2 separate regions of the Homo sapiens genome follow, and region 2 is linked to region 1. The links are chromatin contacts, found by Hi-C or POLR2A ChIA-PET in ENCODE. All regions are on one chromosome and are shown on one strand. Each heading gives the region's core, a stretch centred on a gene start or an enhancer-like site at or near the end of the contact. The rest is flanking DNA. Distances are from core to core; before and after follow the strand shown. Region 1 overlaps LINC01992 (long intergenic non-protein coding RNA 1992). Region 2 overlaps NLK (nemo like kinase).

Region 1 (7,061 bases), core at 3,662-6,161:
AGATTTTACACAATGGGTGAGAACAGCCACTTACAGTGAAATAAAAATCAGTCTGTGAAGATGTGACTTAAGAGTTTGAGACTCCCTCCCCGCTACCTCCAGTGCCATTCAAGGTGACCAGGGAGACATTCCCAAAAGGAGTGTAATTACAAAGTGGAAACCAAGCAATTTGCTTTCCATTCTTTTGGGAAAGGCAGGGAGAACAGAAGGCAAGTGGTTGGCCTGGTAGGATGGAAAAGGAAACCCAAAGAACTTGGTGATGCCCAAACACTGAAGAGAACACAGGGAGGCTAACCAAATAGAGACCTACCTTTCTGTGGCAATGCTGTGGAAGGATGGTGAGAGGCCCACAAGCCACTTAGACAGGGGACCCTGATTAAGATCAATAAAGCAAGTCATAGACTCTTATTCCAAGCTTCACAAGCAAGACACTTCCATAGGTCCCTGGGATGCCAAGCCTCTGGGTGGGAGATACTCCCTGAGCCATTGTACCCATCAAGTCTGCTCCCTGGCCTTCTGGGATTTATGCTCCAGTTCTTGTGCTCTTGGACACTCTAACTCCTGAGACGTGAACCATCCATATGCCAATAAATCAGGTCTGGGAGCTTCTCAGGCCATGCACAGATTCTGGACTGTGGTGAGTTGATGAAAGGAAATGCCTGTCTGGTGAGCCACCTGGCCTTCCTTAGGAACACCCCTCTGAATCTTTGGGCCCAGAGCATACCTTTTGCACAAGAGAAAGTGTCACTCCCTCCATTCTGGCAGCCAAACAAACACAGATTTTAAACACTTGGCCAAGGTCACTCAAGCAAAACCCTTTTTCCTCTGTTCCCGAAGCCCATACACGTATCTCCTCCCCAACTGTCCTTCCAGAGATTTACCTTCTGTTTCTCCCCCTTTCTCTCCACTCCTTCCTCCCGGGCCCTTCTCTATTGTCCCACAGCCTTGTGGTGGCACTCCAGCAGTTTTCCACAGGGAAATCCTCTTCTGGGCCAAGGCTGCATCGCGGGAGCCTTTGAGCTCTTGCTTCTGTCTCATTACAGGACTCCGACTACTGAAGGCCCAAGACTCTTGGCGGTCTGAATCTGGGGTCCCAGCTGCCTTGCCAGGATGGCAGATATCTCTCCACTAATGCAGGTGTCTTAGAAGGTAGGCCTTGTTGCTTCAGAAAGCAGTGGGTGTTAGAGGCTAAAATGGCAGACTGTCTCTCATGGGCCGTTCAGGTGAGCAGACTGCTCGAGAGAGGCCTTGGGTCAGTGCTCTTGTCTGAGAGGGGCCTTTGGAGACAGTGGCCTGGAGGCCTCTGACCTGGCTTGGGGAGAATGAGGGAACCAAATTCCAAGAGCAAGCTGAACATGCCTCAAGTGATGCTGTGGCTTCAGGTTTTTCCTTCATTATCCCATTTCCTCCTCACAACAACCCCTCTCCTGAGGACCTTATATCTCAGAAGAGGCAGCAAACTTGCCCAAGGCCACCCAGCTAGAAAGTGGCTGAGTAGGGGGCAGAACCCAGGTCTGTCTGATTCTCACGCTGCCCTGGCGTGGAACTCCCTGTGGTGTGGGGGTGTGATGCGTCCTCCTGGGTTGGAAGCACAGGAGCAGCATGGTGCTTCTAGACAGACCGAAGCCTATCAACCACCCTGGTGGACCATCTGTGTTAGGAAGACCAGTCTTAGGCACAAGCCTGGCCCATGGAAGACAAGCCACTTATGCTAGTGTCCTTGTCATTCCACCACAGGCACCAGAAACTACCAACAGAACTGATTATTATTACTGTTATTTTTACAAAGAGGCTGCTATCTTAGACCAGCAAGGAGAATTCGTATCCCCTTCTGCCCAGTGCAAAGTGCTGGGTGACTTGGCTTCTTTTTTTCTTTTTTTTGAGACAGGGTCTTGCTCTGTCACCCAGGCTGGAATGCAGTGGCACAATCACGGCTCACTGCAGCTTCAACCTCTCGAGTTCAAGCAATTCTCCCACCTTAGCCTTCCAGATAGCCGGAACTACAGGCGTGTACACCATGCCCAGCTAATTTTTTATTTTTTGTAGAGACTGGGGTCTCACAATGCTGCCCAGGCTGCTCTTGAACTCCTGAGCTCAAGCAATGCCCCTCGTTTCATCTTCCAAAGTGCTGGGATTACAGGCGTGAGCCATCGTACCTGGCCCTGACTTGGTTTCCAGTTCTTTCTCCAGCCAATGACTTGCCACAGAGCCTCAGTTACTTATTTTGGCCTTGGCGTCTTCGGATTTTCCTAGGTGATCAGCAGAGATGCTTTTAGAGCCACATGGCAAAGTTTTGACAGGTTTTTTTTTTTTCCATGAGACATAGTCTCACTCTGTCACCCACGGTGGAGTGCAGTGGCGTGATCTCTGCTCACTGCAATCTCTGCCTCCCGGGTTCAAGCAATTCTCCTGCCTCAGCCTCCTGAGTAGCTGGGATTACAGGTGTGTGCCACCAAGCCTGGCTAATTTTTATATTTTTAGTAGAGACAAGGTTTCACTCTGTTGGCCAGGCTGGTCTCGAACTCCTGTCCTCAAGTGATCCACCCACCTCAGGCTCCCAAAGTGCTGGGATTATAGGCATGAGTCACCATGCTTGGCCTGGCTTTTTTATTTCTACATTTTCAGAACCCAAACTGGTGCTGCCTGACACATGGTAGGCACGCAGCACAAGTTTGTGGTGTGCATGAATAAATGAACCAGTGACCATTCAGCTATGGAGGAGACTCATAGTACCTGTAGCCCTGACCCTTAGGCATTCCTTTCCTTGGTCTTAAAAGGGTCCCTTACTCTGTACCTGATGTCATCAGCCAGGACAAAGGACGCAACTTTGGCACAGATATCTTCTGCTTAAGGGAAGCCCATTGTGTGAACACTTACAGGAATGTTAAATTATGATGATAGTGGTTCTTTGAAATGCACATCTGTGAGGAAAGATAAGCAAGACCTCACCATAAAGTACTCACAGGCGTGGGCAGGGCCTGGGGAACACTGTTAAGAGTGCAAACAATAAAGAGCTGTCACAAAAGACAGAAAATGGTTTCTTACAGTCATAATTATGCTTAAAAAAAGACAAACTGACATTTTGGTACATTTCCTTCTAGATGTCCTTCTTTGCGTATTTTTTTTTTGTAGAGATCGTAACGCATACATATTTGAATCCTGCTATTTTTATTCCACGTAACATAAACTTTTGCCCACGTTGTTATAAACTCTTTAGCGACATCAGTTTAATTATTGAATAATACTCCATTTATGGATGTACCATAGTTTATGTAACCACTCCCTCATTGCTAAGCATTTAGTTTCCAATTTCTCCCCATTATAATCAAGGTACTCTGCTCAGAAGATCTTTGTGCATTAAACTTTTTCCATTTTTTTAGATTATTTCATAAAGATAGGTGATCAGGAGTCAAATGCTCGGTCTCCGGGAGTGATAGTCTTAAGATTCTTTTCTTAAAAATTTTTTTTAAATAGAAAAATTTTTATTTTTAAGATTCTTGAGAATATATTATTGTTAATTTGAGAAATGTTCTCATTGTTCTTCAGAATCCAGGCTCTGTGTTCAGACAAGTGGTGTGCAAACGCTTGTTCTGGCATTTACAGTATGGACTTGGCCACCTTGGTTGACCTTCCTAAGTCTCAGTTCCTTAGCTATCAATTGAGGATTATGACTGCACCCTCCTCATGGGACTGTTGTGAAGATGAACAAATAAGACAGCAAAGCTCAGTGCTTGGCACAGAGTGTGCTCCCCACATATTAGCTAGTACTAATTTGCTTATCTTTGGTTATCAATGAGGAAGGGCCTTTTCACTTCTGCCTATTGTCTGTTTCTGTGTGTGTATGTGTGTCTAAATTAAGATATATGGTTTTAAGGTGAAAAATGAAATCATAAGGGACTATTTATTAGGTCAATTAGCAGGCATATAGCTCTTTTTCCCCCCTTTTAGAAAGGGTGCTGCCCAGGCTGGCCTTGAATGCCTCAGCTCAAGCGATCAGCCCCCTAAGTAGCTGAGACTACAGGTGCACACCACCGTGTCTGGCAAATATAGCTCTTTCTCAGGGTTCATCTAACCTCAAAGAAGAGCAGATACTAGTGCTGTACAGTTTCTACCCAGCATTTCTCCTTTGGGCTAGTTTTGGAATCTATCATAAGACTTATCTTTCTCTTTTAATGTTTAAGACTAACTACATTCTTAAGTATGATTTTTATTGTGTGAAGAGAACCTGTGGGAATACATTGCCAATTGTGGAACAAATTCAGAGACAGAACTAGATTTGATTTCCAGAAATCTGTAGTACTGCCGACCTCTCTAAGAGCACATTTCTCAGCAAAGCAAGAACTCCCAGGGCAAGAATCCTGTCCGCTGGGGACAGCTTTAGCCCCTTAGGAGCACGGAGCAGTCCAAGCAGCCGCTGCAACTTCCCCTCCCACTGACGGCATCTATAAATCCATTTCCTGTCTTGTAATTATGTCTCATGTGGTAATTAGCCCCTTTATATAAATGAAGCCAAATTTCCTTGTGTAATGGACTGAAGCCCAAGTGTATGCGAGGAGTTGAAATGCCGCTTTGGCAGGAGGGGGGCCTCTGAGATCTCCTTGGGGGCAGGGAGGAGAGCCCTCTGTGTGAGGAGTCTACACTGTGCCAGGCGCTGTGCTGGTACTTTGCATGCACCATTCCATACCCTCCTCACACTGATCCTTCCTTCCGGGCACCTTTGCCTTTGCTTTTATTGTCCAAGGCCAGCTTCTGTGCACTCTTCAGGTAGAAAATCAAAACCATCAGTGGTACTTAGATGAACACGTGACTCTACATGCCAAAGGCTCTGCGGGGTACAAGGAAGGAAGTGCTGTAGGAACCAGCCAAGGACAGCACCCCTGAAGCCTTGTTCCTTCCTGGAATTTCACGTGGCCCACTGACCCTTCACAGCCCTGAATGTGCACAGGCACGTGTGGAGCCAGCATCAGGGTGGGGCTTCAGGATGCCAGGAGCCCAGAAACCAGCGCAGGCACCCAGCTGTGGGAGGAACATTTGAAATATTGCTGTAGCCCTTGGGAGGACAAGACAGGGACACAGGGGCAGAGACAAGGATGGAGGGGGCGGTTGGAAGAGGTGGGTGCAGGCTTATGCCCTTGAAAAGGGAATTTGGGACAGTGAAGAACGAGGCCACATGTCCCTTTACCCCATCTCCCTCTATCTTCTTTCTTTTTTCCTTTCACTCTTCTCAGGCATCTCCTTCCGATAATCAGGCTGCATTTGCCGGCAGCCGGGGGGGGGGGGGGGTGCGGGGGGGAGGTGTGTGTGTGGAATTCACGGTCTTTTAGCTTGGACAGAGAATTAGAGGGGGCAGTGAACACAAATTGTCAGGAAGGCTAAGAAAAGAGTACGGAGGACATTGGATTAGCCTTGAATCTTTGAGCAGGCTACTTAGATGCTGCTAAGTCCCTTGGGGTCCTGATGTCTAAAATGGGGATAATAATTGATGTCTTGAACACCTCACTGGACTGAGGAGGAAGTGGAATAGACTCGATTTTGATTCAAGGGAATGTCTGAGTATATACTGGTTTTTCAGGGATGTGCCTGGGGAAATACGTATAAATGCATGTTTATATGTAAGTATGCGCACATTGCCCATTCCACATACACATGGTCAACTGAATGTATGTTTTTTTTGTCTTTTAGGAATTTAAAACCACCACATATAATAATAAGTACTTACTACTCATTAACCACTTACTCTATGCTAGACCCTATCTCAGCTCTGTACATATATTTCTTATTTAATTCCCTAAATCCTATGAGGTAGGTATTATTAGCCCCATTTTACAGAAGATAAAACTGAGGCACCAGATTAGGATGATCACTCAAAGCTATGGACCTAGTAAGTGTTAGAGCTGGAACTTGAAACAGGCCTGAATTTCCTAATCTTTTGTCTTAATTGCTATGTTGTTTCTAATAATCTGGGCTTTTCTTTACATCTATAGGCAAACATTTTTGGACTCAGACTCAGATACCATTGCCCCAAGGCGGACTCCCACTTTCTCATCTCCAAGTGGCTCTGATACAAAGTGATCTAATGCTTAAAATGAGAAAGGCTTTGAGGGTGTGCCGTGACTTTCATCTCTGCAGAGCCCCAGGATGTTTCTCCAGCCCCCTTCTCAATATGCAGGGAAGAGAAGCCTTAGACGGGCTTCAGGCTCAGGACAGCAGTGTCAGGGGCTCTGCGTAGGGGGTGTCCCTTCTAGAAAATGGCTCTGGGATGGCTGCTTGTGGACAGGATCCTGCTGCCTGTCTCTCTTTCCTGCCTAGTGAAAGCTCTGGGCCCCTGTGCCTTCTCCTTTACCTGCTTCTTTCTTCCTGAACTGGTGCCCTCTGTTTCTAATTACATGGAATTCTAGAGGGGTTCACTACAAGTCCAGCTTCCGTGCGAGCAAAAGACCCTTCTCCATTTTTGCCAGCAAGTTGGCAAGAGCTGTAGGGTAGGAGTGATGCGGTGGGCTCTAGAGCCATGGGTTCAAATCTTGGCCCTTGGCTATGTCACTCAATTTCTCAGGCCTTCCTTTTCCTCCTCCTTTTTTTTTTTTTTTTTTAAAGAAGGGGGCTATAACACCCATATTATAAGATTATTGCTGGTATTAAATTAATACATAGAAAGAACTTGGGACAGTGCTTTATTAAGTGCTCAGTAGCTCTCATTTTTACCCCATGTCAGATACTTCACTAGGTGCTGCATGGACACAATTCTCATTTAGATCTCACAACACCCCAGTTAAGTAGATGGAAATAAGATCTCCATTCTGCAGATGAGGAAACCAAGGCTAATGGAAGTTAGGGTCACATAGCAAGTAAGTAAGAGAGCTAGAATTCAACCAGGGCTGCCTGACTTCAAGGCTTATTCTCTTAATCTCTTTATCACACTTCAGGTCTCTCAAAGGCCTCCTTGTAAAGAAATTCCCACATATCTTTCTTATCTTTTTCTGGGACTTCCTAAATAAAACCCCTGGAGTCCAAGGGTAGCTGCAGCTATCTCAGGTCACATGATGAAAGGTGGGGGCAGTGTG
Region 2 (6,779 bases), core at 2,212-4,711, 110 kb before region 1:
CCATGCCCATGGATTCATGTTCATGGCTTAAAAGACTTACTGTTCAAATGGCAAACCTCCCAAAATTATCTTTAGATTCTATGCAATTCCAATCAAAATCCTGCAGGCTTTTTTGAAGAAAGCAACAGCTGATTAAAAAATTTGTATGTAAAGACAAAGGACCTAGAATAGGTAAAACAAATTTGAAGAACAATGTTGAATGATTTATACTACTTGATTTCAACATTATAAAGCTACAGAAATCAATATGTGGTGGTACTGGCATAATGATAGACATAGAGGTCAATAAAACAGAACACAAAGTCCAAAAACAGACCTATGCTTATATGTCAAGTAATTTTCAACAAAGGCCAAGGTAATTCAACAGAACAAAAGATAGCTTTTTAAACCAATGGTGATGGAATAATAGGATATCCACATGGAGAAAAATGACTCATGACCTTTACTCTCACACTATACACAACTTCAACGTTGGCCAGATTTCTATTATTAAAAGAAAAATAATTCATCGTTTCTACCCTCTTTTACCCCACCTTGGACATATAAGGCTACCCTTTCAGGACTAAATTTAAAAGGTAAAACTGATTAAACTTTCAGGGAAAAAAGTCATTTGGATAAAATGTTTGCGACTTTGGGTTAGGTAAAGATTTCTAGAACACAAAGATGCAAAAACTATGAAAGTAAAAAAATAGATGAAATGAACTTCATAAGATAAAAACATTTTGCTCTTCAAAATACACTGTTAAGAAAATGAAAAGGCAAGCCACCAAATGGGAGACACTATTTTAAAACACCTACATGACAAAGGGCTTGTATCCAGAATAAATAATCCAATTAAAACTGAGGGAAGGTCTCCACACTTTATGCAGATGGCTAATAAGCTCATAAAAGTATGCTCAACAATCACTAGTCAGAAAAATGCAAATTAAAACCACAGTAAGATTCTACTACACAGCCACTGGTATGGCTGAAGTTTTAAAAGACTGACATATTTAGCACTAATCATACTATATTGTAATTATGGCCAAGTTTCTCTATTCCAATAAAACATGAGCTCGTGGTTTTAAAAAAGTCTGAAAATAATAAGTGGTCATGAGGATTTGGAGAAAATCCTCATTTGCTGGTATGAATGCAAAGTGTACAGACACTTTGGAAAGCAGTATGGTGGTATCTTATAAAGTTAAATATATACTTACCATGTGAATTAGAAATTCCATTCCTAAGTATTTACCCAAGAGCAATGTAAAAAGAGCTATGTAATGTAAAATGTAAAATCTAAAATGAGCAATGTAAAAGAGCAATGTAAAAAAGAGGTATTTACCCAAGAGCTATGTAAAAACTTGCACACAAATGTTCACAATTGTGTGATTCATAAAAGCCAAAACTTTGGCACAATCCAGATGCTAATCAAGTGATGAACACACAAATAAATGTTGGTACATCCATAGCAAAGAACACAACTCAATAATATAAAACAAATGAAATATTAATAAAACATGGATGGATCTCAAAACATTATGCTAAGTAAAAAAAAGTCAAGGCCGGGCGCGGTGGCTCACGCCTGTAATCCCAGCACTTTGGGAGGCCGAGGCGGGTGGATCATGAGGTCAGGAGATCGAGACCATCCTGGCTAACAAGGTGAAACCCCGTCTCTACTAAAAATACAAAAAATTAGCCGGGCGCGGTGGCGGGCGCCTGTAGTCCCAGCTACTCGGGAGGCTGAGGCAGGAGAATGGCGTGAACCCGGGAAGCGGAGCTTGCAGTGAGCCGAGATTGCGCCACTGCAGTCCGCAGTCCGGCCTGGGCGACAGAGCAAGACTCCGTCTCAAAAAAAAAAAAAAAAAAAAAGTCAAACACAAAAGACTATTTACAATATGACTCCATTTATTTGAAAATATAAATGTCTACAAAATGACTTTTGTCAAGACAAAACTATAGTGACAGAAACTAGACCAATGGTTGCCTGGGGCTGCAGATGAGAGGGGACCAGTTGCAAAGAAACAGGAAGAAACTTTTTAGGGTGAAAGACCTGTTCAACGTTCTGATTGTGGTGGGGGTTCCGTGATCGTATATAATTACCAAAATAAAACTGTACTGTGTACAAAATTCACAGATAGGTGAATTTTGTTGTATGTAAACAAAATCTTAATTTTAAAAAAGGAACACAAAATCAGAAAACAAAAGAAATAGTACTCCACTGCACTAATAAAAGAAACAAAATTGAAACTGAGATATTATTTTTTTCTCATAGACTTGGCAAGAATTACACTAGTGATGAAAGGTGTTAATTAGTACATTTCTGGAGAGTATTTTGGCGTTGTATTATCGAAACCCTTAAAAAATGGGTGGACCTTTTTGTCCCAAAATTCTACTTCTGGAAATGTTTACTACAGAAACAATCAGACAAAATAAGCCTGTACAAGAATGGTAATGAAAGCCAGGCACGGTGGCTCACACCTGTAATCCCAGCACTTTGGGAAGCAGAGGTAGGTGAATCACCTGAGGTCGGGAGTTCAAGACCAGCCTGACCAACATGCAGAAACCCCGTCTCTACTAAAAATAAAAAATTAGCCGAGCGTCGTGGCGCATGTCTGTAATCGCAGCTACTCAGGAGGCTAAGGCAGGAAAATCACTTGAACCCGGGAGGCGGAGGGTGTGGTGAGCCGAGATGGCGCCATTGCACTCCAGCCTGGGCAACAAGAGCAAAAATCCATCTCAAAAAAAAAAAAAAAAAAAAAAAAGAATGGTAATGAAAAACTTTTCATAGTTGTGAAAAATAACTGGGAAAAAACTTGTATGCCCAACAATAGGTGATTGGTTAAATAATGAAATATCCATCCAATTAAAATGATGTGGCCAATAATATACATGCACCCTTATTGATGAATAAAGACGTACTCAATGTCAGTTTTCTTCCCCTTTCCTGAATTTTATGCTGGTACCTTTGACAAAAATGTTTACTTTCTACTTGGAAGAGTTATAGTACAAATAAGTGAGTAATAACTATCATAACAGATTTCTATTATTAGAAGAAAAATAATTCATAATTTCTACTCTCTTTTACTCCACCTTGGGTATATGAGGCTACCCGTTCTGCCTAATTCTTATGACAATTTTTTAAACAATTACCTTTGGACTTCAATCATTGTTATCACAAAAGATCTAACATGAGCAACTATATCATTTCAAGAGAGCTGATTCACAAATTGAATCAGTTATTTTAATTGTTTACTTACAGTTTGCCCTGTGGTAGATAAAGAAGTAACAGAAGGTTCTAGTGTACACTTCGTAGGTTTATATTATCTGGGTCTCAGTTCCCTTATCTATAAAAAGAAAAGGGCACAGTGCTGGATCTGGTTATTTGTAGTTCTAAGGAAGATTAATCTATTAATAACCAGTCGACACCTTAAAAAATTACAGAAGTGGCAAATGCAAAGTGCCAAGAAACAAACTTTTGTCAACTAGGTTACCCTGTAAACATTCACTTAAAGAAAAAAATGAAAAGGAACAGGATCCTTATTAAAGCTTGGTGAATTTAAACCCACACTGTAACGTAAAATGGAAATTCAATTTGTCAAGGAGACTAACAAAGGCAGGAATCACAACTGAAAAGTGATATATCCTCAATGGTTTCCTAGTTGCTAAAACTTAGAGTCAATCATCTTAATTGAAGACACTGAAAATGTACAAGTATCTGTCATTATAATCATATCAACAGTAGGTAAGATGCCTTATACTACTATAACAACTATAGGTAATTTCAAACAGAAAAAAAGCAATATACTTTAAATTATTTAGGGTAAATAATTTATTGTGCCTGCTTTAAAATAACGTTTCCCAATCCAACTAGGTTCAGATATTCAAACTGAGTAAGGATAATTTATTTATAAAACTGAAATACAACTTGGGTTCACAAGGACCATGCCTAACCAATTTTTCCTGCAACTCAGCATTATGTAATTCAAAGAAGAGAATAAATATATGTAAGTTTGACTGCAGAAAAAGGAAATTTGAATTTTACTTGTATAATGCCAAGTCAAAGAAACCAAGTTAAATACAGATATCCACACAAGAAATGAAACTCATTTATTAAACCTTCTTAATAAAAGTAACAATTACAGTTAGAAGCATGGCCAATTCTTAATAACATTAGTATAATTTAAAAATTTCTATAATCAAAAAGTAAGTATTTTGTTATTTGAACATTTTTTAATGTTGCCTTCAGAGGTTATACAATAAAAATAACTTATAATATGCATCTTGTACCTTGGTGTCTCATTTTTAAGTTATATCCCAAACAAAACTGAAATATAAGCAAATGGCTCAAGCAAAGTTTCATTAGATGGAAAAAGAATAAAACTTACTCTCATTAAGTCTGGCTAGAGGTGGTGGTGATGGGATGTTGTACTGTAACATAAATGACACAGCTGGATAACACAAAGCATGAAAACAAGGGAAAGGCTCCATCCTATCACTGTTTAGACCCTTCAGTGTCCCACTTATGCATGCTACAAGGCAACTACTGGAAGAAGAATACACCTCTTATTTTCGAGCAGAAAGGAAGCAATTCTCTATCTGCCAGTAGTAAGGGATTTCTTCTTAAACTGTTTCTCTGACACCAGTGATTTGTAACAGTAGATTTTTATTAGGGACTTATTTATTGAAGAAAATTAAGATGTTGAAAAATTCTTTTTCCTGTTCTCTCTGCTGTTTGGAAATAGATGGGGGAGTGGGAAACTAGAGAAGTGTCTTCAATATGCACAAGGGCTTTGATTAATTTACAGCAATGACCCATTGAAAGTTTCCCTTTTGATGCCCAGGTGTCAGGATTCCAATATTAAAGTTCCCATAATCTTCTCCAACCAAATGCAAATTGTTGACAGACATTTTCTCCTCCTTCAATATTCCTTCAATTATAGCCCCTTAGGACTAGATATCTGAGACTATATTGTAGGAGGATAAAAAAAATTACAAGAACACTTCATTTTTGAAAACTCAAGTCTATACCACTGAGTCACAATAACGACAATTCTGCAAGCTTTTGGTTAGCTTACATTTTCTTGGCTTAACTATGGTAAACTAGGCTAAAAGTAAACCACATTGTACTTTTTCTTGTGTAAAATTATAATTTTACATAGTAGAATCAAGGACTTATGAATTTTGTCATCCTCTTCAAAAATCCCTATTTTTAGTGAGTCAGTAGAAAGTCCAGGATGCCACTGAAATAGATTCTTCTGAAATCAGTTAAATAATTACTATTATTTTTCAACGTTTTCAAAATAAGTATATCCTTGACCTATAAAAGAATGCCTGTGCTGACAATTTCTTGAATGTCACCATTTAATAAGCAAGACGTCATCATGAATGTACAATTACACTTCATTTGTGATGGTGGGTCCTTGCAACAGGAAGTAAGATTGGAGAAATGCATGGGAACTTTTGGAATAAATTCTCCATTCTGGTTTTATGATTTTAATATAAGTGCAACAGTTAGAACACACAACAAGAGAAAAGGACAGGAACACACTTGGGAAAAAGATGACTTTTCTATTTGAGCCAGCTATTTTAGAAAAATCCTAGAATACTTACAGTGAGTGTCAGAATGCCATCTGGTTGTACTGTTAATGTAAATTTTAAATGTAACTTTAAGGATTGATGCAGATTTTCTTTTGTAAAACCAGAAACATTAAAAGTTACACCATAGCAAGGGTCACAGCAAGGGGCAAGTGGGTTGCTTAATGGAATAATCATTTCAAATATATATATTGTAATTGCAGAAATCTGGAATCATAGGATAATCTGCATCAGTAATAATATTGGCACCTTGCTTTATAATAAAGTCCTTGAAGATTAAAGTGTACAATCATACTACAATCCTGAGTAGTAGAATCCTTGCCTCTAGAAGTGAGACTTGGATAGAGAGATGCATCTTTTCCCACAAGCTCTGAATTTCTTCCACAACTATGTTGAGTTACAGTCTGAAATTTTTTTTAGAAAGTAATACAATTCCATCACATGTAGAAGCTGTTAATCTGAATTAGGAATGGAACGAATCTGATAACATGGCCATGTAGACTTTTCAGCAAACTCTTCCCTAGGGTCCAGGCCGCTGTCCAAGTTGACTACCCTCCCAGCTTGAGGGGGTACTGCACTACAGAGGGGAAATATGGGGATAAAGCAGGAGGACTAGCACAGAAAGGCAGCAACAATAGTATCATGTAACATTTGCTAGCACCATGTATAACTCATGGTCTCTTTCCCCATGAGGACAATCCTTTTCTAGCACTCACAGTAATGACTTCCACTTGAGGTGGCAATTATTTGTATCTTCCCAATTTTTCCTTCTAATTTTATTCTGGTAAGGAGACTACATTCTCCACCACCAAAAAAGACTTAGATATCATGAAAACTGGAGCTAGGTCAGGTCCCTTTCCTCTTTGGTTAAAGAAGAGCTGCAAATATGTGGACTGAGAACTACCTCTGCCCTGTGGAGAAAACAATTTAAAAAATAAACACAAATTTGCAGAGAAAGTCAGAGAAAGGAGACAAGAGTCTTGACAATATTCAAGTCTTGCACTATCAAAGGCTAGTTCTACTCTATCCATCTTGAAGCCTGGTTATGTGAGGCAACATACCCACTTTTTAGCTAATATAAGTTGAACTTTTGTAATCCAAGAATTCCAACTCTTATACCTCCCTTTACCAGATGCTTATTTTCACCTGTATAAAAATATTAGCTTTTGTCTCTCCTCCCCACCACCCACCCACCTCAAAGACTA

The links. Hi-C counts contacts between places; a loop is a spot of excess contacts on that map. ChIA-PET counts read pairs that join two places held with the same protein, here RNA polymerase II (POLR2A). Pooled maps may share reads with other maps.
Region 2: a loop to region 1 is called in a pooled map, with 2.7 times the contacts of the local background. The contact joins two enhancer-like sites. A Hi-C loop is called at or near these places in 1 of 50 pooled maps. POLR2A ChIA-PET finds 5 or more read pairs at or near these places in 3 of 52 experiments (OCI-LY7, WTC11 and activated CD4-positive, alpha-beta T cell).

The regions. Positions count from the first base shown.
Region 1 is chr17:27,982,853-27,989,913 of GRCh38, reverse strand. It overlaps LINC01992 (long intergenic non-protein coding RNA 1992), which reads left to right. Exons shown (of 5, transcript NR_146896.1): 2 at 1,044-1,149. Among named protein-coding and RNA genes, the nearest start is that of LINC01992, 5.3 kb to the left of the region's middle. RefSeq lists a cis regulatory region at 2,588-3,144. Within about 2 kb of position 4,911, at least 6 of the 41 ENCODE cell types and tissues checked have a DNase peak (open chromatin) inside an H3K27ac peak, as active enhancers do.
Region 2 is chr17:28,094,638-28,101,416 of GRCh38, reverse strand. All of the region lies in intron 1 of NLK (nemo like kinase), which reads right to left. Among named protein-coding and RNA genes, the nearest start is that of NLK, 55 kb to the right of the region's middle. Within about 2 kb of position 3,461, at least 2 of the 41 ENCODE cell types and tissues checked have a DNase peak (open chromatin) inside an H3K27ac peak, as active enhancers do.